Linked DNA regions of Mus musculus: all the other regions are linked to region 3. The links are chromatin loops, found by intact Hi-C in ENCODE. Cell type or tissue: heart. All regions are shown on one strand.

Region 1 (4,000 bases), 210 kb before region 3:
GAATTTACCATTATCTAGGAAGATGGAAGTTTGTGATCTAAGAAGTAACCAGAGTAGATACTTAGAAATATGGATAGCTGAGTTACACCCATACACAAGTATTTACAATGGCCTAGGGGGAAGGTGGACTATACAATAGACTAGAATAGGAACTGTGGCAAGGGCACAAAGCCCTTGACCCTGGCTTCTAAGATTAAGTGGGCCTTAGGTGGAGATGTTTTTGATCCCAGTTGTTAGCATTGAATTTTATCCCAACTGGTTCCTGCCGGTCCTTCCATGTTTGCATTCCTCTGTTTTGTGTAAGAATCCAGTAACCTCTTTGTACCTTGCCGGTATGTCACCCAACTTCCCTATTTTCTTCTGTATAAAAAGTTTGATGCTCGATTTGACAAATTACATTCAGATTCTACACAATCTCATCTGTCGCTTCTGTTTGTCATTCGCCGACTCCTTGTCCACCTGCAACCAGAGACCCGTTCCACACAGATAGGAGACCCAAAAAGGCGATAGTCTGCGGCAATACTGCCCACAGTGGGCTGGGCTCGCCATAGATCTATCATCAAGAAAATGCCACCATAAACTTGCCTACAGTCCAGTCCGAGTGAGACAATTCCTCATTTGAGGTTCCTTCTTCCAAGGTGTCAAGTTGACAAAAACCAACCAGCACACACCAAATGGTGCCCCCTTCCCCCCACCCCCCCACCACCACCACCACATACACACACACCATTTCCTCTTTCCTTGTATTTCTGACTCATATCTTCTATAGAAAGCTATAGGCTTTCTTATGCCAGCTAGTGGGATGTATGGCTTTGATCGGATTGGTGTTTTTTATGAAAGCAGCTCCCTTCCCTCAGCTCTCACCCCAAGGTCTGTTCCTTCTGGTAAGTCTCTGACTTCTTATTTCAGACATTAACTGGGAATGTGAAGAAGCTCAATACACGAGGTAGTCCGCTCTTAAATGTGTCTTCCCAGGGGAGTCACAGTTTCTTGAATCCATAACAGGGGATATTGAGCGTTTCTATGTATATATATGTACATCCTGGAAAGTTCCCCAGGATGCTTTCTGCCATTAGGCCTAAGTAAACAAGTATCTCTTAGCTTCAACATCTTTATAATCAGAGACATATAGAATGTTCAAACTAAAGGCCGTAAGGGTGTAATATGCAAAAGCAGTCTTAGAGAAATACAGAACTGCACGAAAGACTGGCAAGGGGTAAATGTTGAATGCTAGCAAATATCTTCTCTGGGAACAAAACTACAATGTTCAGCTAACTTAATAACCACATAAGCTGAAAGGTTTGCAATTCCATCGTATATAGCAGTCTCGGTAGTCCTTGATATTTCACTATATTTTTGCAAGATGCTACTAGATAGAATACATACCGCATCGAGCGTTAAGCTTCCCCGGGCAGCTCCCTGGAATGTTACTATGCTAAGAAACAAAGGAAATGAGTAACACGATATTATCATCAAAAAAAATTTCAACGTGAACTTTTTCAGCAACCTTTGTCGAGCACACACCTCAGGGAAGGAGCACCTAGTCAGGTTGCAGAGTCCCCTGGGGAGAGAGAGCCTTGGCGCTCAAACTCTCGGCCGTCTCAAAGCCCTCGCTAGCTACCAAAGCACTTTGGGAGTCCCGCCCTTTGCAAGTCCCGCCCTTTGTAAGTCCCGCCCTTTGTAAGTCCCGCTCTTTTAAGTCCCGCCCATGTGCCCGCTGTCACTCAGCGGGGACGCTGGACCTTGCAGTGACTTGGGCCTCCTTTCTTTCCTTCCCTTACGGTGATGAAACGCAGGGTAAACTACCAATCCCAGAAGGCACCGCGCATGCAAATGGGTGGAGCGAGGCTTGAGAGGGCGGGACATGAAGGCCTTCCGGAAAAGATTCAAATCCGGAGGACTGAAATCGCGGGAGGAGCCGGCACCGCGCCTTTAGGTAGGAGAGGCAGCTCTGCCCTTCCCTGCACAGGGACCAGCGTGCTCAGCTGTGGTCGGTCGCTTCTCCTGCCTGTCCTCACAGCACAGGGATGTGGTTGCGCTCGCCAGGACTGGTGTGGGCTCCCTGAGAACTAGTCTTGCCCGACGATGCTCTTTCTCGGTTTGCTCACTCCTAGTGACATTTGACAGGACGGTGGATGGAGGGGCTGGAGGTGGCCCAGAGTGACCGCTCTTCTCAAAGACCCAGGTTTAGTTCCCAGTGTCCACAGAGGGGTCTTGCCACTGACTGTTACTCCATTTCGGGGATCCCACCCCCCTTTTGGCTCCTGCGGGCAGCGCACGCACTGTGTGCTGAGACTTGTTTGCAAGCAAACCGGCAATACACATACATAGAAGCAGATCTTTGAAAAGGAGGTGGGAGGACCGCAAGCTAACGCAATATTTCCGCAAGGTTGGTTCAAAAAGAGGCGACATACAAGGAATAGCTTTCGAGGCATTCAAGAGAGATAATTTAGAAGATTCCTAGTGAGATTTTTGGGAATATGACCAAGGCACCACAGAATGTTCAATTGAAAAACTTCCTGCCTCTTGTGGAATTCCTTTGACAGAAGGAAAGATTTTATTCCTAGGGAGAGCCTGGGAGAAACAGCAAACATCTGAGTGTAGTGTAACCTCCTAATAGAAACTTAGTTTCAAAGATGACACTTTGCCTTTAGTTTGTACCAGTGGTAGGAGGGGAGAAGGTTCGTTGCAAATACTTGATCTTGTGGGTTTTGTCTTGTTTTTGCACACCAAGTTGCTTTCTATTTTCTATTTCTAAAGGAAGCCCCTGTTCAGTTCAGACATTACAGTTCTAACCACAACCAGTTTGGATCATAAACAGCCTAACCAAAGGTAGTCACCATGATGTTACTAACTACAAAGACTCGAGTAGTGCATCTGAAAAGGGAATTGTTAGTCACTGAATGAAGAGATATTTAGCTATACATCAAATGCCTATTGTATCCTGATTCTCCACCACAAAAGGAACTGTAAGTATTATAAAGTAGGTAAACACAAATTGTGCTTATATTGCAACATGGCCCAGGATGATGTGTGCAGCCTTGAAGCTTCCAGAAGCTTCCACTGTGGTCCTTGAGAACATTAGCTGGAATAAGGCTTTACATCTATAGCTATATACTATTCCTAGCTGAATTATGAACTACTTAGATTGTACTTGTCACTCAGTAATAGATTTGGGGACAGTGATCCTTAGCTCATAATTAGGCACATAAGATAGATTGATTTCTAAGACACCACTCTTGAAGTGTAATTGAATATATGAGACTCCATAATTATGGTCAGGACTTCATCCTGGACTATTTTGGGTAAACTGATGTCAAGAGTATGCACTTGTCCACTACATCCAAACGGTTAAGTAGTTCTTATACAGATTACTAAAGGACCAGCAGGTTTGTGACTCTGTTAGCTCGAAGGTGAGGAAACCAATGGTAAAGCATCAGTTCACATAGAGACTTTTAATAAACACTAAAGTAGTCATTATTACTAAACTCAGCAAATGTTTGATGTGGAGAATCATTCCCCCCCCCTTTTTTTAAAGATAATGTTCTTCTAGAACAGCAAGAAACAAAACATGTAGAAACCATGATACTTGCCAAGAACTAGTGTTCAAAGTGAAGGGAATGTGTTCATGGTCTCCCATATACAGGTCAGATGTTGGCCACTTGTTTTTACGCACGCCACCTGGCAGTCTTCAAGAAACACACACGAGACACGGCATGGATTCGTCCTTGCAGATTAAGAGGCTGAAGTCAAGAAATGTAAAGTTCTTTAAATCATTCATAAACTATCTGACTCCGAGGAGGATGCACATTTTGGTCTGAAGAGGCTGAGTATATTTAACTCTGCCCTGTAGGTTGCATATGAAGACAATTGGTAAACAATGAAGAAAACCTCCAAGAAGAACAATAATTTCAAAATTCCTGGTACAGAATTGAATTCCGCGGATGCTGAAAGGGGAAAAGAAGAGAGTCAACGTAACTTTGTTGAACTACTGCCCTTG
Region 2 (4,000 bases), 78 kb before region 3:
CTTGGTGAGTCTCCTTGTGAGACATGCTGAACTGACCTGCTTGAACTTCTGATGTCCTGGACTTTCAGCTGGATCCAGTCAAGACACAGACATCAAAGACTAAATCAATCGTTGGTGTGGCCTTTTTCCTACCCTTCAAAATATCTCAACACCCATATTGAGCTTGAAGAAGTTATGAAGAGCTGTTGACCCATTTCCCTGGGCTTTGGGGCCAGAGGGGGTTATTATAGGTTGTCTTTCTGGGGAATGTAGAAATGGTCATAATTGGAACACGGAGGAATAGCTAGACTTGATTGCATAGCCATAATCTCATTTGGTAGAAACATTTTTAATTGTTACTAGGTTGATGTCATACTTTCTTATTTTGGTACAGAATTGTTTTGATGCAAAATCAAGGTTTTCATTTTTATAAATTCCTTCTATTGATACAAAAATTTTAAACTACAGGACTTAGACCCAGTCCTTCTATAACTGTTATTATAAAAAGATCTGAAATGTTTACGTCTGTGAGTTAAGGGCCAAATAACAAATTCATGACTCTGAGTTTATAGTTAGGGTGTTTTCAGATATTTTAATTAGAAATAGCTGATAGTAGTAACAGAGAACAGTCCAGATTAGTTTACATAGATACTTAGTTTTCAAAAACGTCAGAAATCCATAGAATGTGGCACGTGATATTATTTAATGCTTCATGACTTCCTGACTTACTGGGGCTGTATAGATAGGCAACTGTCTCTACAGTTTATCTCAGCTCTGGAAGCTGTGTTAGGCTTCCTATATATTTTCAGTTAATGTTGGTCATTTTCAGATTTCTGAAGGGGTTGAAAAACTACTTATTGTCTCATCGCCAGCCCAGGCTATTTAACATTGAGAGAATAGATCTGAGAGGATGGTTTTCAGATGGCATACAATCTAAAGCCAGGACATAAGTCAAGGTACAATCATAAGTCTTTTAATTTAGGAGAGATGACAATGTCCTATCTTAATGACATAAATGAGGGACTGGGTGTTAGGTCTATCTTATACTTTATAAACTACAAAATGGTAATAGTTGTTCTCTGTTTGTATTTGAGAGAAAGGTTTTGTTTTTTATTAGAAAAGAAAGGGGGAAGTGTTGTGGGTGGGCCTGGTGCTGTTTGTATTTATATGCTAATTCTGCTCTCCTGGGAGGGGTTGAAGACAAGGAGTGAGTCACATATCCAGATGACTTCTTGTGAACCAATCCCCTAATGAATAAAGAAGCCAATCGCTGGGTGAGTAGGCTGGAATTCTAGGTTGGACAGAGGAAGAGGAGGAGGAGGAGAGAGAGGCTTTTGGAACGGGATAGCATAAAGACAAGATGTACCTGCCAGAGTTTCCTGGTACTATGATGGATCCGTCAAGATTTGCCACCAGAGGAATCAGATTTAATAGGACTTACAAGATAAGGTTTTAGTTGTTGCGCCCAGAGATTGAGTTACTGTTGTTTCTGAGGAAAAAAAAAAGTGTCTACACATCTACTAAGCAATCAGCATAAGTTTGTCATTATCTTTGTTCCTTACTTTGTGACAACTGCTCCACTGGTGAGATAATGAACACAATAGCAAGAGGGCCTCATACGGGAGCAGACAAGTACACCACCAGCAGTCAGACTTCATTGCCTGCTCACAGGGCTTCAAGGAACGTGGCACAAAGCCTATACTGCACATGATTCCATAAGAAGGAATTTCCTCCTAAAAAATAATATCCTGCCTTCTATATTATCACTTACTTGAACATGAAACACCCTACTATGTTGGGGAAAACTCAGCTTGAGATTTTGTTTCCTTTCGTATGAGAGTATGGTGGTCCCCACCTGCAATCCCAGAACACGGGAGGATGAAGCAAGAGGATCGTAAGTTCAAGGCAGCCTGTGCCATATAGCCAGAGCCTGTCCCAAAACACCAAGAGCACACAAGGTTAATGGAAGTATTTATAAAGGGTTGATTTATTACAGAACTAAATTTGGAAGCCTTTCTTTCACCAGTAAATAGCTAGCCTGCAATGAGTCTATGCTGCCACCAGGGAACAGCAATTCCCCAGCTTGGGACTAATAAAGAGCTCAATGTATTTCTCAGTTAGCACGTTCAACTATAATAGCAACTACTACATTTGCCAAGTGAAAGCACAAGCCTGTTTCTAATTATCATATTTTAAAAGTCTAACTTCAGTTATTGGCCAGACATTGACCTATTTATAAAGGTGGGGTTTTCTCTGGAATGTGAAGCAACCTGAAGGCAATAAAAGGGGCAAAATGGAAATCTTTATAAATATTTGATTTATAAATTTTTATAAATAAATATTATAAAATTAAAATTTATAAATATTATATTAATATTATAAATATTATAAAAATAAATCTTTGTAAATCTTTGATTTATAAATGTTGTGTTTGTGAAACAGTAGTGTCCAGCCTGTAAGTGATCGCAGAGCTTTGGAGTTTGTTTGGAGCTTGTATGTAGTATCATGATGCTTGCAATAATATGTGCTTTCTGAGGGAAGAGGCTTCACTGCCAATTGGAAGCCAGTCAACCCAGGACTGGAGGAAATGTGGCAAGTCTAACCACATATGCCTCACACAGAGGTGCTGAAAGAGCCTGGGTAAAAAGCCAGGGCGTGAGCCCCACTAAGACCCCTTCTGAGCTCACGGTCACCTCAGTTTAATCTAGTCTAGAGTTTTATCAAAATCATTTAAAAATCTATGACTTGAACCTCTCTTTGTTTTTAAAGTGGTGTGTGTGTGTGTGTGTGTGTGTGTGTGTGTGTGTGTGTGATTCCTGCAGGTCCAGAGACAAGGTAGACTCAGAAAGGTGGATGAGTGGTGTAAATGAAGCAATAGGAAATCTTAACAGTTCATCTGCCCTGCTGAATGAGTGCTCCTGGCATCTCCTGTTCTACTTAGTATTGGACTCCAGCCCAGTCTCTCTGGCTACTTTTCTCTGGTTCTCCTCCTACTCCAAAATATAAGTGCTCAGCTATATCAAGTAGCTGAGTCGTAACTTTGTCCCTCAACCACCTGGGAGAGTTATTTTTATACAAGTTGTAGTCACTCTTTTCACTTCCAGCCTCAGATGGCTGTCTCCCTAGAAGCCTGAGGAATGAGGCCATCCTTTTAATTGGGGTGATGATGAAAGTACTCTGAAGCAAGGGCAAGGGTAGGAATGCATGGGATTTATGCTCATTTCCTGAGAAGCCATCTATCCAGCCATGTAAAGTGCACAGGTCACACATGGGAACACAAAACATGACAAAAAGAAAGATTCTGCCACAGATGTGGCACAATCTGTTCACTACAGACTGTTCCCTGTAATGGCCTTTGACTCTGAGGTTAGACACAGTTCGGCCATGTGCACTGATCCAGTTTCTGGCTCTTAGGAAATTAAAAACAGAACAAGTAGAGGAAAGAGGACAATCTATAGAGATTAGTTACAGGCAGAATATTTTTCTTTTTTACAGAGAAGAAGACAAATATCACAGTAAGTCAAAATGCGTACTAGTAATGTCCATTTACAGTAGAGATGTAAATTTCTCTGAAATCGAGGAGTAGCTACAGATACCAAATAAAAACTGATGTACATGGTTCAGATTCATTTAAGGACCCTGACCCACTGTTTTCATGAATGTATCGTGCATGGTTCAGTGCTTGGGAGCTCAGATTCTGGAACCAAATACCTCATTTAAGTCCTCATTCAGGGCTGGAGAAAGGAAGTGCAGATTGCCCTGCCTCCACGGCCCAGTGCTGCAATGGGAGGTGTCAACACCACACCGACAAGACCCCATTCTTTGATAAAATACAAAATCAGGACAGAATCAGAGCATTTCAATTCAGTAAAAGTCAAGAATCATGTCAAATGTTCTCTGTACTATTTCTTTCAATCACCTTATCCTTGTGAGACGGGCTGTGTACATCCTGTTTCCATTTCTCACAGAAAAATAGACTAAAAAACAAGATGCAAAGTTTATTTTGTTACAAGAAGCCCCT
Region 3 (4,000 bases):
ATGGACAACAGGGCAGTCTGTCTCGTAGTATTTCTCTTAAAGGCTTCTTTCTGCACCAGCTGCAGGGCAACCTAGAGGTAGTGTCTGTTGGAGTGGGAAGCAATCCCCCACTCTTGTCAGTGGCTCCCAGGACCTAAGCTGCAGCTAGCTTTGCTTCTCCTATTTTTCCAACTGCGCGCTTGACTCCACAGTGTAGACTTGCCCGTGCCTCGCCATAGTGACATGGTGTCACCCCCCAAGAGCGACACAGCCCTGTGGCAGGTCCTGTCATTCTCCCCATTTTCTCCTCCCAGGAGTCTTCCTCCTGCCGGCCTTCCTTCGGTCACATGACAGGAAGCGCGGCTCTCCCAACGTCAAGACGTCTGCCCCCCCATCTCCATGTCCCCCGGCGCACGGTACGCAAAAAGCGCTGGCGGAGCGCTAGCGGGGCTCTGCGAGCAATCCGGTTGGAGAGCGTGTGCACGGCAGGGCGCGGGTTCCCGGATGTCAGCCTCCCGCAGGCTCCGCCCCGCCCCGCCCCGCGCTCGCTCCGCCCTCTGCGCGCCCTGTTCCGTGCCTTGAGGTTGCGGTCAGCGCGAGCCGCTGCAACGAGTCGGGGCCGCCTGTGAGCGTGAGGCTGCAACCCTCTCCTCCCGCCGACGCATCTCCAACCGGGACTCCGCCCGCCTCGCTCCGGGCCCAGGCCCCGTTGCACCCCGCCCGGCGCCGGACAGCAAAGCCGCCGTCGCCGCGTCCCGAGGATCCTACAGCCGCCGCCAGCGCCGCCCGCCGAGCAAGATGGTGAGACCTCGGTTCCCCGGTCGCGCGAGGGAGGGCCCGGGGCGTCCTCTCGGATAGAAAATTCCAGAGGCCTGGAGGGTGCAGGTGCTGGGTTTCAAGTCCTCGGCTACTTGCGCGGCCCCCGGCTCTGCGCGCTCCCGGGCCGCTGCAAGGCCCTTGCAAGCCCCCCAGCCCCTGCGCGCCTCCTCCGGGCCTCCGCGCGCCCCCCGGCCCCCTGCAAACGCCGGACGTCTCCGCGCTCCCCGAGATTCGCCGCCCCCGCCCTCCGCACGACCCTGGGCCTCCGGGCGCCCACAGAGCCGCCGCCCCCGGGCTCCTAAGCCCGTGGGCCTCCGCGCAACCCCGGCCCCGTCGCCTGTCTGGCTCGTTCGGCCTTTTCTGAACCCCGGTCCCGGGGGGCTGCGCCCTCGCTACCCTCCTCCACGTGAAACCCACTTTCCGCCCCCAGATGGGTTTCCAGGTTGGGTTTTCTGAAATCCGGTGGAAATGATAGTGTGCGGCAAATGGCGCTTTATGTAAGACCCACTTCTCCAGAGTTGTGCTTCCTCCCACTCACTCCGCATTTTCCAGCAGCGAGCCTTGGCAGGGATCCTTCCACTTTCTTGCCTTCTTCGCTCGTTTTCGCATTTATCTCTCTGCTGTTTGCAACCGTAGGGGATTTTTTTTTTTCCCGAGGCCGCTTTTCTCTGCGTTGGTGAACATGAAAGGGCCAGCGTGTATATTAGCTAAGACACCGGGCCTAGAGAAATGCTCATATTGGTTTGTTAATATTTTCTTAGTATTTTTATTTCTGTTTTTCCGGTGCTTGTGGTAGTTGTTTTTGAACGATGGCGATTTAAATTTTCCCTTCCTTACTTTCCTATTAATCCGTAGGTGGAATTCACCATGTAGTATTTCTGGCTGACGCTAGGGGTGTGCCTCCTGCCTGTCACCATAGCCAAGAAATCTATGACGCCTTTAGCTTGTTACCTTACTGGTTCTGTAGCTTCACTGGGCCTCCGTTTCGTCTTTGCAATCAAGAATTGTGTTCACAGACAAACATAGCTGCACTGCGAGTTATATGTCATTTAGTTAAACAGGATACGGGATTGTGACACTTACTGTAAACATCTTTTCAGTACATATCAAAGAATTTCAGGCGGATTTGTGATACTTAGACTCTTTAATTGTACAATACCCCCTCGCATGTAAGATTTAAGTGCTTCAAATGTGCATTGTTTACTGCAGTTGAAAACCGATTAGGTGGTGGTGGTCAGAGAAACTGAGGTTAAATATTCGAGTAAGTCAGCTTTTATTTGAAATATCGGGTTTACTGGCATCGTTAAGACCCACTAGAGGGGCAGCTTTATTAAAGTGGTTCATGATTTTGGAATGTAGAGGATTTTTTTTTTCCTTTATTTAGGAAGCTGTTCAGATGATTTGGCTCCTTGAAGGTTATAAAACTTAGCCTTTTCTACACCATTGAAGAGCATTTAAAAAGATCGTGTCTGTTCACAATAGAGTTGTAATACTTTGAAGTTAGGAATGGCACTTAATATTTTTTTGTTTGTTTTGAGGCTGTTTTTCTCTGGAGCTCATTGGCTGGCCTGCTTCAGTTTCAGCTCTTGCGATGTATACCATCCCCTTATATCAGAGTAACTGATGAAGAGGCCAAGTTCAAAATAGACCTCTCTTCCATCCTCAAGCTTATACTTCAGATGGGTACCTCAGGGCAGTTAAGAAGTTTATTCTTGTATCATCTACAAACCTGCCAAACTGGGATATTTTGTAGCAACACAGTAACCGAAGCTACGAAATGTAACGGAATTTGGGAGCTGACAGCTTTGGGCCTTAATGGAACTTTGTACGTGTTTATTTGAAGATCGGGGTCTATTGCAGTGATTTTTTTTTTTTGAAAAAAAATTAATTTTAACTATGTATATATGGGGGAAGGGTGTGTGGACAAGAGTGCAGGTGCTTTAGGAGACCAGAAGAGAGCTTAGATTCCCTGGATTCTGAGTTACATGTAGTTTTGGATTTCACATAGGTGCCAGGAACCAAACCTAGTTTCTGTAAGTGTGGTGTGCGCTCGCTTGCGCTCGCTCTCTCTTGCTCTCTCTAGCTCTCGCTCTTGCGCTCTCTCTCTCTCTCTCTCTCTCTCTCTCTCTCTCTCCTTATTCTAATTTGTACTGATGGTACTAAAAATTAGGCATCTGTGTTGCATGTTCTTTCCCAAGGCTGTTCCCTCAGACCATTGACTTTTTTTGTTGTTGTTTATTGAGACATGGTTTCTCTGTGTAGCACTGACTGTCCTGGGCCAGGTTGGCTTTGAACTTACATACATCTGCTTGCCCTTGCCTTATGAGTGCTGGGACTAAAGGGGCATGCACCACCACCATTGGACAGCCCACTGACCCTTAAATTCCTTATCTTTTTGTGACTATTTCCTAGTCAGTCCCAATATTTTAAGATTCATTTTATAATATCTGATGGGTCATTATTATTTTCTTGGGTTTTGTGTGTGTGTGTGTGTGTTTGGTTTTGTTTTTTTCTCTGGCTTCCTTTAAAACTTTCCCAGTTCACATTTGCCATTCTCCGTCTTTCCAATTCTGCCCTGACATAGGGACAGTCTTGGTGTGATCCATACCATATTGGTTTGGAAGTATCAAGACCATGTGAATAACTTGGTTTAGCCATATGGAACATTGATTAACTGAAAATATGTTGGGCTTCATGGTGATCTGGGTAATTTTCCAAGCTAAGCCTGCATTTCTGGAAAAATTCATTACCTTAAGAATAGCTAATTCTTAGTAGATACCACAGAATTGTTAGATTTTCATAATGGATTTTGTAGTTTTAATTTATTTTCTGATTAATTTAAATGGTATTAAATCTCTTATGGAGTTGTCTGTATTCATGCACACTTGGATGTATGTGTCTGCTTGTGCATGTGTCTGCATGTGCATATGTCTGCATGTATGCTCATTCACAGCCTTGTAGAGGTCAGAGGTGGGTGTTGGGTGCCTTCCTCAGGCGCTCAACACCTTGTTTTGTTTTTGAGGCAGGCTCCCTCACTGAACCTGTTTGATCTATGCCGTCCAGTGAACTCTAGGACCCTCCTGCCTCTGCATCCCAGCACTGACACTACAGGTGTGCTCTGCTCCATCTGGCTTTTTACATGAATTTGGGGGAGATCAGAACTTGGGCCCCAATGTTTGTGTGCCAAGCAGTTTATCAGCTG
Region 4 (4,000 bases), 180 kb before region 3:
ATTTCCCTGAACCTACCCTCTACTTAAATAGTTCAAAGCATGTCATATGTAAGAAAACTAGCCTATCATCCCTAAATGCTACCCCTCTGTATAGAAATATGATGAGAAACAGATGAATATTTGCTTAAGAAACAACAGTGACTTAGACCAGACAAGATAGGCCTGCATATGTAAGAAGTCCCAGTGGAAATCCGTATAGGTGGCAGTCTCAGTAAGATGTAGTAAGTACTCTGCATCTCTCCGTCTTCCTACCTCAGCAAACAGTTCCACTTTTTCTCCAATATGTAGGGTAATGTGTGTCACCCTTCCTTTCTCTTTCCCCTTACCCATTCTTCCCACATTACTTAGTATGACCTATTAATGAGATTACAACAATTGATCCCAGGCCTCTGCACTCTATATAAAGTACTTTACCCCTGAACCACACATATAGTCCCAGAAAACCACTTCCTTCTACATTCTTTTGTGTCCTTTCCTGGGTAGAAGGAATAGCCAGTCCTACTACAGTACACTCCTTAGTAGGTAAGGAGATCCTAAATATCTTTATACATTACTTATGTGGTCAACTTCTGTAGCTTAGCCAACAACTTTAGGGAGACTGTCAAGATAAAAGTAATGGGGGATGCTGGGCCATATAATACACACACACACACACACATATGGAGAGAGAGAGAGAGAGAGAGAGAGAGAGAGAGAGAGAGAGAGAGAGAGAGAGAGAGGGAGGGAGAGAGAGAGAGAGCACTGGTTTGTGCACATCTAATCATCAGATACTTCCTACTGCATCAAAGATGAGGGATTGGGCTATATAGGCCTCTGGCTTCCCCCAAACTACTCCCAGAAGAATGCCAAGTGGGGCATGGAAGGTGGACAAGGCAACTACTCATGCTGAAGCCAAATACAGAGCCTCCACTGTGCAAAGCCTCCTGGCACACAACACATGGCATCTACAGTGCACACCTTAGCAGGTGCTGATACTCTTATATACCTGTGACACTAATGCAACCTCTAGATAGAGGTCTTCATCCCTCTCAAACATTTTCTCCTTCCTTTGTGCTTCCTTCTGCCCACTTCTTTCCAGCCTCTTTCCCATGCCCAGATACTCACTGATCAGTTTTCTATCACTATAGATTAGTGTGCAGTTTCTAGAATCTCATGTCATTACAATTACGCAGTATACAAATCTTTTTATTTTTTTTCGAGACAGGGTTTCTCTGTGTAGCTCTGGCTGTCCTGGAACTCACTCTGTAGACCAGGCTGGCCTCGAACTCAGAAATCCGCCTGCCTCTGCCTCCCAAGTGCTGGGATTAAAGGCAAACGCAATCACTGCCCGGCATTATATACATCTTTTCTCCAAGCCTACTTGTTCTGTGATTTACCCATGCTGTACATACAAAGAGTTCACTCCTTTATTGTGTGAAGTATGTCATTGTACGAATACAGATGCTTTGCTTTTTTACTACTATACTTTTTTTAAATGTCTGGGTCATTTCCTTGACAACTACAAATGATGAACACTCATAAAACTTCTGTATGGACATATGCTGTTATTTCTTTTGTATATGGATCAAGGAATGGAGTAGAGAGTATCTGTTTAATGCTTTAAGTCTTCCCATAGGTTGATGTTCAAAGTGGCTATACCACTGCACTTTTCAGAGTACATTGAACTGCACCATTGTAATGGCTCAGGTGTTGCATTCCCTCGTCGAAACTCAGGATACCACTCTATGTTGGTTTGTGCAAACCCCCAAGTCTATGATGCTGTCTTGCTGTGAACTCAGTTAGCACTTCCCTAATGGCTGATGAATTTCCACATATGTATTTAGTTATTTGTATGTATTGATTTATCACACATGTTTGGGAACGTCTTCTGATTGTTGACAAGCCATGGGTTTTACTCATGGCAGATTGTTGCTGTGTATGTGTGAAAACTTCTTGCTGCTCATCCACAGAAGGAAATTTAAGACACGAGAGTACCCAGTGTATGTGTGTATAAATACATCCTAATCAGCCCGGAAAAAGATGTTTGCAAGAACATATCACAAAGTAAAATCCCCCAAAACCTCAAAGCCAGTGCCCATGGGTGGAGCCCTTTGCTTAGCTATATTTGACCATAGAGGTTTCCCTTAGGCCACAGAAAACTCAGAACCCAGAATTAGGGCTGGCTATGTGCTAACAGGAAATGCTGCCGTAGCTGATAGGAACGGAGCCAGAACACAGTTACCAGGGTTCCTATGGAAACAAGATAGATACCAAAAGCTGGGAAGAGCTAAGTATATCAATGACAGGACAGTGAGCTTAAGAGCATATATAGATTCAGAAGTCAGGTAAGCTGGGCTTTGAATATGCTGTAACTATAGGGCAAGGGGTCTTGAGCAAGTTTTATATAGAAATGTTCAACCAAAGAATTCTATGCAATTGTGATAAAGTTTTAAAAATTGAAAACCATTGCTCACTACCTTAGATTACCGTGAATGCCTTCGATGGAAGAAGAGACCAAGAAAGGGAAGCTAGGGTTTGTAGTGTGTTCAAACATGCCAGATAGTTCATACATGTTGCTCTATTGGTCCTAACTGCAACACCAATTTCATTTTAACAACAAAGAGGCTCATGTGGCTAAGGCTTGGGCTCCTGTGTAGCTCTGTAAGGAGTCAGGAGAATCTCTAAGAGGTCTAGAAGTAGGTCTTCTACTCGCTGGGAACATGTGCCTGAAGAGGATGTGAGTGCCTCAGAATATTTTCCATTCCTAGCCACACTCACAACCAGAGCCTGCTCTCTGATGCTATAAGATAGTCACCGGAAGCCCCAAACTAGAGGCCAGCCAACTGTTAATGGAAACTGTGAGCCAAAATAAACCTTTCTCTCTCTAGGTTGGTTTATTTGAGACATTTGTTACAGTGATGGAATGCTAGCTAACAGAGGCTGATACTAAGGGAGACTGAATACATAAGTCATGACCTTGCATCTGAGCCTGACCCCAGGCTCCAGCAGTGCCATCATATCTAAGGCTTGCCTGTGGCATCCCTGTGCGTTTTTCCTCCCACCTGCTTTGTTTCCTCCAATGACTTCTAAATTTTATGTTCATTTTGTCCTGAAACTAGGCCAAACACAGCGGGGGTATAATTTCACTCTATTTTTAAGCAACTTCTTAACTTTTTGAACTTCCCCCATTACTTTCTTTTTTCGCTACCATTTCCTCTACTTCTCCTAACACATTCTGCATGGTTTTAAATCCTGTATTTAGATAACGCAGAATACAATCTGAACTGTTGTGCAATTACCTTCCTGTCTTCTTTTTGCCCTAAAGGTGGGAGCCAGAGGTGTTTACATCACTCTCCAAAGAGTCCATAGGCAATGGGCTCCAAGCTCCTGTTTAGCTTTCTTTACCATCTCCTGACAGGCACCAAGTGGTTATTGATGTCTTCATTTATGTAACTTCCTCATTCTGCTTTGAAAGTCACTCACTATGGCACAGTGTGTGTGTGTGTGTGTGTGTGCGTGTGAAAGAAAAACCAAACATTGACCCTTAAATCAGTGCTGCATGATTTCACTATCTTGACTTCTGATTGTGTTTCGGTTTACAGATTAATGTTTTATTTGTCTAACTCCTATCAGTTATATGAGGCAAGAAAATATTTTCCTCCTTTTATCACCTTGTTTTCTGCTTTTTCCTTCTTTTTCTTTCCTAATTTCCATGGTCCCACTGTGTTCCTAGACCACCATCCTCCTACCACGATCCCATAAGCTCTGGGTTTACATATGTGTGCCACTATACCTGGCTTATATATTATTTCTTAAAACCTCTGTGGCTAGTAATAAAGCAACCTTCTTTCTTCCCACCTTAGGTTGGAATACTGAGAGAAAAAAATGTCCAGCCTCTCTTGACAGCATCAGCTGTCCTGCAAGAAGATTCCTCAGCTTTCACTCACTTCAGACGCATTCTGAGGATGGTGGCTACCATGACAGTGTTCAAATCATGTCTGTTATCTTATTGATATGCCTG
Region 5 (4,000 bases), 110 kb before region 3:
CATGCTCCCCTCACCACTTATGAAGCTACATGGCTGACCTCAAAGGATCTTAACTTAAACAGCATAGATTTTCTTTCTCTTCTCCATCTTCCTCAAGATTATAGCTAGTCTGCCCTAGGACTTTTCTTTTAAGTTAAAGGTTGCTCCCAAGATTCAAAATAAATGATAAAACTATATAGACATTATTTACAATTAGGTTTGCACCTCTTTGCACTCACCATAGGTGAATCATTATGAATCTAAATACTTTTAGATGTGGAAGAATTCACATATGACCATAGTTAAAACACAGCAATAATTCAAGTCTCTCAACATTTTGGGGACATGTCTGATGTTCCAGGTGATGTTTTGTGCATGTTGAAGATTTAGTAATACGTAAAATAGAGAAAAAACCCACCCTTGTGTTTCAAATCCTGTGTTTCCACTGCTCATCATGCTTGTAATTAAGTCTGAGCATGGGTTAGACAATGTAAAATATGATGCACCTTTAAAATAGTTGTATAGCAACTGTAGTTTCGATATGTGAGAATTCATTCAACCATTCTTTATGCTGCTGGGTCTTTTTTCAACCATTCATAGATTGGCAGTCCATTTAGGTTTTGTTTTGATTTTTTTGCTAACAGTTACAATAAACACCAATACCTCAGAATCATTTTTATACATATATATATATAGCTTATTAACTAAATAAAAGTAGCCTAACCTGTGTAAGTACAAAGTTGCAAACAACCGCATCTGTCCCAATGGGAGGCATCAATTGTATCCTGCATTTCCCAGGTATGAGGTGGAGCCTATGGTACTATCCACCTGTGTGGTGCTGAAGAAGGAACTCATTTTTCTCCGTCAGGAACTCATTTCCATGCACCTAGTCTCCCTTTGCTGCTTGGCATCTTCAACTGTCAACCACCATCTATGAGAAAGCCTTTCAAAATCATATGTAGCGTGCAAGCGCAGACTCTGCACTGTCATATGAAATGTTCTGCAGTAGTTCTTTGACTCATCCTTCTTAGACATTGTCACTACACCTAACTCACCAGACTACCTTACTTTTTACAGAGTTGGTCAGACTCACCCTTCCAGATTTGTGTGTGTGTGTGTGTATATATATATATATATGATTGATTATAGTGTCAATTCTAAGCCAAGATATGTATAATGAAAATGAAAATAGGACTCTCTCAACCTGTCCCTGCTCCCCCTTTCTCCCTAACCGCATCTGTCTTTCTATCTCCACCTAATCTAGTGTAATTTCCACTCCACGTGAGATGAGCTCTGCCTTCGGGGCCATTTGTCCTTGCTCTCAGTAGGATGCACTCATTTCCTGAAATTTAAATCATTAGCTAGCAGTTTCCTACCCCGTTTCCTGCCACTTGCCTCCACTTCCCCTCTCAGTCACTTCACACCAAACCTCAGCTCAAACCCTCCAGAAAGTGAATCTACATCCCTTAGGGCCTAGACTCTGGGGTCTCAGCTCCTTGTTGTAGCAATTAATCTTGGTCCCAGGGCCTCTCCGCCCCATCCTCCTCGCATCCGGTGCTGTTCTAGGAGGAGCCTAAACGTCAGTCCTGCTGAAGGGGATTGTGGTGCGTAAACAAGATTAACTCTCTAGCCCCCAGCAGTGCTGATTTGCGGGGCAGCCTGCCAGTCCAGTCACTGCGAGCCCTCGCGTGCGTGCAGGGCCCTGCGTGGGGAGCGGGGGATGGGGCAGCCTGCTGCCTCCATGCTGTCTCTTGGGCCGGCTCCTTTTCTGAGTGTAGTGGAGGGCCACAGCTGCTTCTCAAAATCTGGGGTGGACAGAGGCGACCGCTCCTAGCTGTGGCCTGCATCCATCCGCTCTCTCTTCCTCCCTGCTTGTCCCCTCCGCCCAAAGCGCCGCAGCAGCTCTCTCCAGCCTTCACTGTCCACCACTCCAGTCTCGGTTGCCAACTATGGGGGACCTACCCGGACTCGTGCGCCTTTCCATCGCGCTGCGCATCCAGCCCAACGACGGCCCTGTTTTCTTCAAGGTGGACGGGCAGCGTTTTGGCCAGAACCGCACAATCAAGCTGCTCACCGGCTCCTCCTACAAGGTGGAGGTGAAGATTAAGCCCACAACACTGCAGGTCGAGTGAGTGTGGGGCGTGCCGGGTGGTGGCAGGGCAATAACATCCCGGGTATGGGAGGAGCATGGAGGCTCCAGGGCATCCCTATCCTCCACTGGGCCCTTCTAGTCTCTCGAATGCTCAGCAGGACCTGGAATGAGGGCAAGAGATGAACGCCCTGCCCCTAAGCTACTCCCCCTCCTTGAGCTTGTAGTCTTACATTCCTGATTCCTTCCACCCATTTCAGTAAATCCCTTTAAATCTGCGACAAGAATCCAAGGTTTGGAGGCTTTTGCTGCTGTTGTTGTATTTTAGGGTTTGCTTTGTTTTGATTTCTTGTAAATCTCTCTTTAGTCTACCTACAACAGAGAAACATAGGTAGACAGGGTGGGGACGATGGTAGAAAGACATGGAATGTTTCAGGAACCACAATCCCGTCTCTCCTCTGCTGGATCCTGCAATCTCTCCTGCTTCTGCTGACAATACGGAAGTGGAAGTGGGAAGAGAGGCTGAGGAGTGAGTAATCTCAGTGGACAGATGGTCCCTGGGTTCCCAGAAGGATGCTCTCCAGTTCTCCCTTCCAGGGTTAATGTCAGCGGAGGCATCAGGCACAAATTAGAGGGCACTGCCTGTGCTGGGCTCACCTTTATGGATTTCATACACTGTGCCTTTTCTTTCTTTCCTGGCTGAATTTTTCAGTCAGCCTGGTCAGCCTAGTGTTGATCTCTGTGGTGGTTAACAGCATCTTCACAAGAAGACTGTAGAAGAGAATGGTGGCAGTTAAAAAAAAAAAAAAAAAAAAAAAAAGATCACATATGGGTCTTAGTTTCTTTTCCTATGGCTGTGATAAAATACCCTGACAAAATCAGCTTACTGAAGAAAGGTTTTGTTTGCCTCAGTTTTGATGTTAGAGTCCATCATGTCAAAAAGTCACGGCAGCTGCAACTTTCAGAGCCGAGACCAGAGAGCAGTGAACTGGGGCGTGCAGGTCAGCGCTCATCTGCTCCTTCCTTTCCATTCTGTCTAGAGCCCAGCAGCACACTTTTAGATGGGGTTTCCAACCATGATTAAACACAATCAAAAAACCCCACACAGATATGACCACAGACTAACCCGGAGAGACAATTCTCATTGAGAATCCCTTCCCAAGTAATTTTACATTGTGTCAAGTTAACAATTGAAACTGTCACAGGGTCCTCCTCTACTGGCTCACCTTTCACTCAAGCACTGTGTCGTCTAGTTTGTAAGAAGGAATAAAGCAACATTTATGACCCTAACATACTCGAGGGAAGAAGAGGCTTTGAAACAATCAGATACTTTCAGTTAGTTTGAAGTAAGTAAACTTATTTTATTTAGCTCGCTACACATAAAGATTTGTAGCCACACTTGGACTGTTTCTGGTGTTCACACACACACACACACACACACACACCTCCATCTCCCAGCTCCCTGTACCCATTGTCCTCACCGTCCCTAGTTGTCCCCGAACTTGTGTCCAGGCTTTCCCCCCTCTTATGCCCTGTAGAATGTTGCCCTCACTTTCACAGTTTATTTTCCCTTTCTTTGGGGGTAATTTTCTAGATTTCAAGCTAATCTGAAAGCAGATTAGGTGCTGGTAAGTTTTTCTTTAATTACATTTAAGTTGTGGTAAGGATTTCTTCAGTGCTCTAATGCAGCGACTCCCAGATTGAGTTTCTATTAGAATTTGCTGAAGAGCTTGTTGAATGATAGTCAAGTTGTGCTCATCAGAGTTTCTAGTGCTATGTTTCCAGGGTGGAGCTTTAATGTTCATATTCTGATGGGTCTCCTGTTGATACCTGGACTTTGCCCTGAGAACATTTTTCCTCATCTGAATGGATGACATCACTGAGAATTTCTGGAATGCAGTAAACCTGATGGAAAATCTTCAATTGTTGGAA
Region 6 (4,000 bases), 97 kb after region 3:
CACAGGCATGTAGTATTTCATGTTTGCTACTATTGAGTGATATGTAGTTTTTGTACTGTTTGATCCTGTTACAACAATTGAATGTGATTTATGTATACTAAAAATTATCATTTAAAGAACTAGGGACTGCAGATGGCACAGTGGTTAACAGGGCTTTCTGCTCTTTCTGTGATTGAGGTTCTGTCTCCATCACCCTTTTCAGGCAGCTCATGGCCCCCTGTAGTTTTAGCTCCAGGGGATCCAGTTCTCTTTATTGGCCTTTGTAGGGCATGTTCACATGCACTTGCAGGCATACACACAGAGATTTAAAAAATAAATAAAAAACGTAAGTTACGCCGGGCGTGGTGGCACACGCCTTTAATCCCAGCACTCGGGAGGCAGAGGCAGGCGAATTTCTGAGTTTGAGGCCAGCCTGGTCTACAAAGTGAGTTCCAGGACAGCCAGGGCTACACAGAGAAACCCTGTCTCAAAAAAACCAAAAAAAAAAAAAAAAAAAAAAAGCGAAAAACGTAAGTTAGGAATGGTGGCACAGTTTGGAAGAAGCAGAAAGAGAAGGAGAAGGAGGAGAAGGAGAAGGAGAAGGAAGAAGAAGAACAACAACAAACATCATACATACATACATATTAAAAAAAAAAAAACCTTGTTAGTGTTTTAGGGCTTCTATTGTGGCAGGGAAACACCATAACCAAAAAGCAAGTTGGGGAAGGAAGGGGTTAGGGCTTACTCTTCCATATTACCGCTCTTGCCTAAGGAAGTAAAGGCAGGGACTCAAACAGGACAGGAACCTGGAGGCAGGAGCTCATGGCTTGCCCAACCTACTTTCTTATGACAGCCTAGGACCACCAGTCCAGGATGGCACCATGCATAATTGGCTGGGCCCTCCCCTGTCAATCACTAATGATATGCCTTGCAGGACTGCCTACAACCTGACCTTATGGGGCATTTTCTTAATTGAGATTCCTTCCACTCAGGAGACCTGTGCCAAGTTGACATAAAACTATCGAACACAGTTAGGAATGATGGCACGGCCTGTAACCCTAGTACTGATAATCCTGAATTCAAGGTCAGCTATATCACACAGTGAGACCCATTCAAAAACAAAAACAACACAAAATATGAACTTGTACTTTTCATATCTTCACACCCTCATTTAATTTTTGAAACTATTTTTCATAACTATCACCTAACCAGGTATCGGGCACTATATTAGGGAAGCCCCTCCAAAGATTAATCTGAGGTGCACAGTTTGGTCCGGAGGGACCCAACTTCCATCAAAGCAAAGAAATGGACAAAGGTGTAAGGAACATTCAGTTTGAAGAAGCCTAATCTAGACAAAATGCCAGGGCCTTCGACTCCAATCTTGCCACCTTGGCGGGAGACCTTTAAGTTCTTTGCCTAGCATGGCTGTCCACTCTGAGAGGCTCTACCAACAGCTGATTGAGAAAGAGGCAGATACTTACACCCAACCATTGTCGGACTGAGGTTAGAGACCCCTACGGTTGGATTAGAGGAAGGGTTGAAGGAGCTGAAGGGGAGGGTGACCCCATAGGAAGATCAGCAGTCTCAACCAACCCGGACCCCGGGGGGCTCCCAGAGGCTGAGCCAACAACCAGGCAGCATACATGGGCTGAGCCAAGTGCCACCCATTCCCCAGCCTCCTGGGACCTATGTAGCAGAGGTCTGCTTAGTCTGGCTTCAGTTGGAGAAGATGGGTCCAATTCCCAAGGGTCTTGAGGCCCCAATAATGGGGGATGGGGAGATAGATGATGGGGAGCAGAATGGTGTGAGGAACTGGGTGGGGGACCGGGAGGGGGGTAACGCCTGGAATGTAAATAAATAGTTAATTAAAAAATGTGTCAAAAAGAGAAAGAGAGAGAGGGGGGAGGGAGGGAGGGAGGAAGGAAGGAAGGAAGGAAAGAAGGAAAGAAAGAAAGACAGACAGACAGACAGAAGAAAGAAAGAAAGACAGACAGACAGACAGACAGACCACTGCACTTAGCTCCTGGATGGACAGAGGCGGGGCAAGCCTCGGGACTGAAGTGCGCACGCGCACGACCGGGAGAGACGCACGGGCGGCAGGCAGAAGCCGTGTCATGGCGTCATCATCGTGCGACCTATTTCCCGGAGACAGGCGTCCACGGTATTGAGGTATTGTGCAGAACCGCGTTCGGGTGCTTGTCGTGCTCCCGTCACAGTCTCTTTTCCCGCACCCCGGGATCACGTCCGTCCTGTGGCCGACTGGGAGGAGCCGAGCGGGACTGCTCGCTTCTAGCGTAGTCCCTGCAGTGGCGGCTCTCGGGCTTTGCTTTGGCCTTTAGTTTCTCTGTCAATACCGTCTTCATTTCGCTGCCACTGTTAACGTTGCCTTTCAGAGGTTGAAAAGCGACAAGTAAAACACCCAACGCCATCAGCTTCTAGCTGATTCCAAATCTAAACGGAGACAAAATGGAAGGTGGAAAAAGTAACTTTGCGTGCAGCCCTTCCTGTTCCGCCCAAGGTCGGAATGCTTGCGGTGGCAGTGTTAGCCCTTTTGAAACAAGGGTTTCCTTAATTTTACTTTTTCTTTTCCGAGACACAGTTTCTCAGTATAGCCCTGGCTGTCCTGGAACTCGATCTGTAGAACAGGCTGGCCTCGAACTCCGAGATCAGCCTCCCTCTCTTAGGTGTTAGGATTAAAGGCGTGGGAAACCGGGCCGGGCCGGCAGCTTTCTGCTGTAGCGGATTGTATTAAGAGGAATTTTTCAGTGTCATCTGGGAAAATTTCATCGTGGCTCAAATTTCTGTTGGAAGATAGCGTTAATGACTTAAAATGTGTTGACTACAATTTAGTTTTGGCTTGGAAAAGGTGTATTTGCCCTGGTGAGATGTCTGTGGTGTAATTATTAACCTGTTTGGACTAAGAGTAGACAGAACTAAGTATCAACGTTAGTTTTTATTTATAAATGACAGCTATCCTTATTGAACTTTAGAAAACTACTTCTGGATGGTGGAATTGATAGACTGAATTGTTTTGTTACAAGATAAGATGACAGTGTGAACAGTTTTTGTTGTTTTCTAGTAATAGAAGTGAAATTCCCAAATCAGAGATGTTGTGGATGCTTTCCGGTACCTATAGGGATGCAGTTTTCTCTTGTTTTTAACTTTGAAAAGTTCTATGGGTAAACAGTAGCACTTGTTTGCAAGCATTTGACTCTTCATGTATGGCTCTGAATAGTCTACAGTGGATTACCTCTTTGTTATTTCCACTTTCTTAAATAATAACTAATATTATGAACTAGTACTTTGAGCATTCTACTAATGGAGTATAGCTTTAAGAGTTTTATTGATATTTATTTTGTCTACATCACAACCTTATGTATTATTATTACTTTAGAGGTAATTGTAAAAACAAGCCCCACATTTTTGAGAAGATAGTTTTTGCTGCTTTCTTTCTTTCATTTTGAAAACATGTTGAAGTAAGCATTAAATTAGAAGTTGATTCTGGTGTGGCTCCAGTCTTAACAGGTCCTTGTAATTTATGTACTTTAAAATGTTTCTATTTATTCATGTGTTTGTGCTCATGTCTCTTTCTGTGTATTTGTCACATGTGTGTGGGTGTCAGCAGAGGCCAGAGGACCCAGTGGAGCTGGACTTACAGATGGTTGTGAGCTGCCCAAACTGGCTGCTGGAAACCAAGCTTGGGTTCTCTGGAAGATGAGAAGTGCTCTTAACTGCTGAGCCATCTCTCCAGCCTTGTAATTTATATAATTTTTATTGCTAGACTTTTGCACATGTATTTTTGTGTGTTTATGTGTGGTTTCATGCAGGTGTGTGTTCTCATGTGAGTGTATGTGCTTATGTGTGTACGTAGAAGCCCAGCGATGCTGTTTTTCTCTATTGTTCTCCACTTTGTTTATTGAGGCAGGGTTTCTTATTGAAGCTGGGAGTCATTGACTCCAGCCAGTCCAGCTAGACTGCTAGGGGATTCCATGTTTTGGTACCCTCCACACACAGGAGATCT
Region 7 (4,000 bases), 650 kb before region 3:
GATAGTATTACCTTTTCTGTCGGGTTTGGTGCATCTTTTAACCAGCCGAATTGAGTCCTTTACAAACTGCCGGCTGGGCTCCACAAACTGCATTACCTGATCCATGTTTGTCTGTTTAAAAAATAAAAGCAAAAACAACACACTCAGTAGTATTCTCTCACATATTAGGACTTATTGAGTTATACACAGAGGCAGCACAGTCCTGAATTCAATTCATAAAGAAAAAAGCTCTTCCAAGTTCATAAAGAAAAAAGTTCTTCCAAGCCTAAATTTAGAGTGGTTTTATGATATACAAGAAAGCACGAGACTCAAACAAGCGAGCACTGATCTTACCAATGTTGTTATCCTCCCTGGCAAAGGATCATACACTCATTAAAGGATTCTCTCATTACAAGATTAAGCAATAACAGCCCCCTTTCCTATCAACTACATTCATCTAACTATTCCGGCTAAGAAACCAAAAAATAGTTACGCTTAATACTACTTTTTAAAGTTCAAACTATTGAAAACTTAGGATCTACTACAACAAGTTCCAACTATGGTGTAACAAGAGCCTAAAATGGAGGCAAGAGTACACTCCAATCAAGTTGCTGGAAGTCATGCCCATATAATATATTTAAGTAAAAGTAGATTTCTTGGGGTGGGCAGACAGATGAATATTCCAAACAACAAAAATTGGCAAGATTCAGATTCTGCAAAGCCTTCAGCTAAATGTTTAGGTTTGAATATTTTGAGGTTCTTTTGAAACTCTATTAAGAATACAACGACTCTGAGAGCCACTGGTAACGGAGCCACAGTATTTGTACTCCATTTCCAGGTCTTAGAAGTCAGATGATAATTACACTCTCTAGCTAGAAAATAGAAGCCCTGCTGGGTCCCAGTTTTAAGCCGTGAACAGTGGACAAATAGCTGAACCACTTAAGGTACACACTAAGAAATCAATTCACAGCCTGATACAGAAAGCAAAGGGACGCCTGTTTTCTCGGTGTTTCATTTAGCTGTTCTTCAAATCCAACAGCCCTAAAACCACTAGACCAACCACTGCACTCGCTGTTAGAGGAGAGCACGAGTCCACTAAGACTTCTCGATGCTGACTACTGATCAAACACTTTTACTTTAAATTTCGACACCTGAACACAACTTCACAAGAGGTTCAAAGCATCAGGCTCTGGAAGCCACAAGAGACAATGAGTTCACCAACAGTGTGAGGATGTTCAGGCAGGGGATGTTCAGGGAGAAGGCTGAACCCTAGATCCAGACGCTAAGCTCTGAGTTCGTGAACTTTTGGAAACCCTCCTCCTTAGAGGTCTTGACTGGCTAATTCCATCTGAGGCTACGTAGGTAGAACCTGTGCCTGGATTTTGCCCTTTTCATAAATGAATGGCTCTCTGTCCACCTGTCCATCAGCGACCCGGCTCAGCCAACTTGTCCACAGTTCTGCAGCTTCCAGGTCCAGCTCCTGGCCTCCAGGCTTATCAAGGACGTCCTCGTGACCCCAGCCCGTGGCCCCTTCGCCGCCCCTTTCCCCGGGGGTTCCTTTGATCTCCACGACCCCCAGGCCCGCTCATCTCGCGCCCACTTAGATCCCGGCCCCAATCATCCCACCGGACGCTCGTACCTCCAGTTTCTTCACCTCCCCTGGTCCCTCCGTGTCCCTGGCCTCCCATCCCGCGGCCCCTTTGTGCCATGAACCCTAGACCAGCTTTCCCCTACCTACCACTCATGAGAAAATCCTTACTTACTGGATGGCGGATTGAGAGCGTAGAGACACGTAGCTCAGGAGAGAACCGAGCCCAACGGAACCGGAAGCTGGCAACCCACAGCCCGCCCATTCCTCCTTTCAATTGGCTCTTCACGCAGAGACGTCACTACGCCGGCGCAGTGCTACGTGTGTTTCTCCCGGCTTCCCGAGCAGAGGCCGACCTGAGCGATTCGGGTCTCTCCAGCTGAACGGGCGGGCGGTGTGGGATCTTGGTTCCCGATTGTTCGCCTCCCGGTCTCGGGCGCAGCCTCTCCAGCAGCCTCTCCAGCAGCCTCAACGTAAATCCACGAAGTGTCGCTAGTTAGTTAGTGAGTGAGTGTCTGCGCTACAGCTATGAGTCTCCCCGCTGCGCATGCAAATAATGTCACTGATCAAAAATGAAACAAACATCTCAGTATGAACGACCTAATTCAAACTATTCTCCATTCCCGGAAAATGACTTTCTGCTTATTATTCATGGGAATATAGAGGGAATTAAGACCGCCTACCTAGAACTTTCTTGTCCCCAATGAGGAATTAGATGTACTGCTGGTACTAACAGTCTCTGAGTGCAATACATTTGACATTTCTGAGTTAAGATTTGTTGCTTGGATAATCTTGATTGGCTCTATCAGTAGGCTTTGAAGAGTTTTTACTTCATTTCACGTGCAACCTCGGGCAAGTACTGTGAAACAGATTACAATACTTTGCTTTCATATGGAGCACAAACCATAATTCTACCATTAGTATCTAAAAGACCTATAAAAATTTTCTTCCAATCACTAAAAAAGATACAGCAGGTTTGCAAGTGTCATGAAGCACTACCTTGAAACATTAGTTCTTTGCTATTTGAAGGAGTTGTTTTTGTATATTCAAAATGAGCAATTAGAGTTTCTTTTTTTAACTCAGCTTGCAGCCATATATTGGGAAGTGACAACTGTCAATCTGGCATAACTTGGCCTTTGGATATAAAAGGGGTTAATGCAGCTACTGTATTATAACATTCTTATGTTTTTCGTGGTTGTTTCAGTATAAGTACGCATCTATAAATCTATCACTTGAGAATAGGAGGTGTGTAGATGTTCCAGGTCACCCTTAGCTACATAGAAATTTGAAGGACAGCTTGGGTTATATGAAAAACGTCTCAAAACAAAACAAATATATATATACACATTCAAGCCCAGGATTAAACACTGCAAAAAGATAAAACAGGAGAGTGATTCATATATTAATGATGTTTAAAGAAACACAGAATCCATAAGAATTCAGGAGAAGTGGAACTGAGTAAAACAAAAAAATATGATTTTTAAAACCACTAAAACAGGGCAGCTAAATATAGGTGACAAACTTCTAGCATACTGTGAAGGATTATCCAAATTAGGTTACTTACTGGCTGGGTTTTTGTGTCAACTTGACACAGCTGGAGTAATCACAGAGAAAGGAGCTTCAGTTGAGGAAATGCCTCCATGAGATCCAGCTGTGGGGTATTTTCTCAATTAGTGATCAAGGGGGAAAGGCCCCTTGTGGGAGGTGTCATCTCTGGGCTGGTAGTCTTGTGTTCTATGAGAAAGCAAGCTGAGCAAGCCAGGGGAAGCAAATCAATAAGAATGATTGGCCTCTCCATGGCCTCTGCATCAGCTCCTGCTCCCTGACCTGCTTGAGTTCCAGTCCTGACTTCTTCAGTGATGAACAACAGTATGGAAGTGCAAGCTGATTAAACCCTTTCCTCCCCAACTTGCTTCGTGGTCATGATGTTTGTGCAGCAATAGAAACCCTGACTAAAGCTGGGCATGGTGGCGCACGTCTTTAATCCCAGCACTCGGGAGGCAGAGGCAGGCGGATTTCTGAGTTCGAGGCCAGCCTGGTCTACAAAGTGAGCTCCAGGACAGCCAGAGCTATAAAGAGAAACCCTGTCTCAAAAAACCAAAAAAAAAAAAAAAAAAAGAAACCCTGACTAAGACAGTTACCCTCCCACCTAGTAACCCAGGTTACCCTGAGAGTTCATCCTGTCCTTTTCCAGAGTCTATGTGTGCATTTTTCCTAGGATCCTGTGTATGCATTGCTTTGCATCTGTGTGACAGTTCCCTGTGTAAACTTTGGTTGGTTCTCACCAGGTTTTCAGCCCAGTGAATGCCATGTGACTCTGTCTCCTTTTCTTTTAGACAGTTCTGGTAGTATTCTTCTATTCTTCTGCTCAGGTTTCAATGATTCACACGGTTGTTCTGAGTTCCACAGGTGGCCGCAGGCTGAGGAGCCACT

Evidence for each region. Peaks named below come from ENCODE experiments on the same cell type or tissue, not always from the same donor. Only the 100,000 strongest peaks of a DNase experiment are listed, where the experiment ranks them.
Region 1: a loop joins it to region 3, with 6 times the contacts of the local background. A loop is called at or near these places in 8 of 42 quality-filtered maps.
Region 2: it touches region 3 in a loop (4-fold over the local background); 6 of 42 quality-filtered maps call a loop at or near these places.
Region 4: it touches region 3 in a loop (2.2-fold over the local background); 3 of 42 quality-filtered maps call a loop at or near these places.
Region 5: a loop joins it to region 3, with 2.3 times the contacts of the local background. A loop is called at or near these places in 4 of 42 quality-filtered maps.
Region 6: it touches region 3 in a loop (3-fold over the local background); 11 of 42 quality-filtered maps call a loop at or near these places.
Region 7: it touches region 3 in a loop (5-fold over the local background); 5 of 42 quality-filtered maps call a loop at or near these places.

Annotation. Positions count from the first base shown.
Region 1 is chr11:16,949,496-16,953,495 of GRCm38, forward strand. Fbxo48 (F-box protein 48) reads left to right here and starts at 1,915. Exons shown (of 4, transcript NM_176982.2): 1 at 1,915-2,969; 2 at 3,647-3,758; 3 at 3,854-4,000. The coding sequence starts at 3,881. It overlaps Eldr (Egfr long non-coding downstream RNA), which reads right to left and starts at 1,787. Exons shown (of 4, transcript NR_110425.1): 1 at 1,525-1,787; 2 at 1,387-1,435. In heart, no CTCF peak of the experiment used is centred here; a DNase peak (open chromatin) is centred at 1,776; H3K4me3 peaks cover 2,233 bases; H3K27ac peaks cover 2,319 bases.
Region 2 is chr11:17,081,089-17,085,088 of GRCm38, forward strand. No RefSeq gene overlaps it. Among named protein-coding and RNA genes, the nearest start is that of Cnrip1, 31 kb to the left of the region's middle. In heart, a CTCF peak has its summit at 2,028; no DNase peak of the experiment used is centred here.
Region 3 is chr11:17,158,763-17,162,762 of GRCm38, forward strand. Ppp3r1 (protein phosphatase 3, regulatory subunit B, alpha isoform (calcineurin B, type I)) reads left to right here and starts at 536. Exons shown (of 6, transcript NM_024459.2): 1 at 536-780. The coding sequence starts at 778. In heart, CTCF peaks have their summits at 443 and 1,679; DNase peaks (open chromatin) are centred at 459, 1,149 and 1,729; H3K4me3 peaks cover 2,199 bases; H3K27ac peaks cover 1,589 bases.
Region 4 is chr11:16,975,054-16,979,053 of GRCm38, forward strand. All of the region lies in intron 9 of Plek (pleckstrin), which reads right to left. Among named protein-coding and RNA genes, the nearest start is that of Fbxo48, 26 kb to the left of the region's middle. In heart, no CTCF peak of the experiment used is centred here; a DNase peak (open chromatin) is centred at 2,098.
Region 5 is chr11:17,050,242-17,054,241 of GRCm38, forward strand. Cnrip1 (cannabinoid receptor interacting protein 1) reads left to right here and starts at 1,618. Exons shown (of 3, transcript NM_029861.3): 1 at 1,618-2,107. The coding sequence starts at 1,929. In heart, no CTCF peak of the experiment used is centred here; a DNase peak (open chromatin) is centred at 1,590; H3K4me3 peaks cover 1,445 bases; H3K27ac peaks cover 829 bases.
Region 6 is chr11:17,255,511-17,259,510 of GRCm38, forward strand. It overlaps C1d (C1D nuclear receptor co-repressor), which reads left to right and starts at 2,037. Exons shown (of 5, transcript NM_020558.4): 1 at 2,037-2,148. In heart, no CTCF peak of the experiment used is centred here; DNase peaks (open chromatin) are centred at 1,621 and 2,101; H3K4me3 peaks cover 2,352 bases; H3K27ac peaks cover 1,768 bases.
Region 7 is chr11:16,506,362-16,510,361 of GRCm38, forward strand. It overlaps Sec61g (SEC61, gamma subunit), which reads right to left and starts at 2,123. Exons shown (of 4, transcript NM_011343.3): 1 at 1,743-2,123; 2 at 12-111. The coding sequence starts at 1,832. In heart, no CTCF peak of the experiment used is centred here; a DNase peak (open chromatin) is centred at 1,870; H3K4me3 peaks cover 2,438 bases; H3K27ac peaks cover 1,840 bases.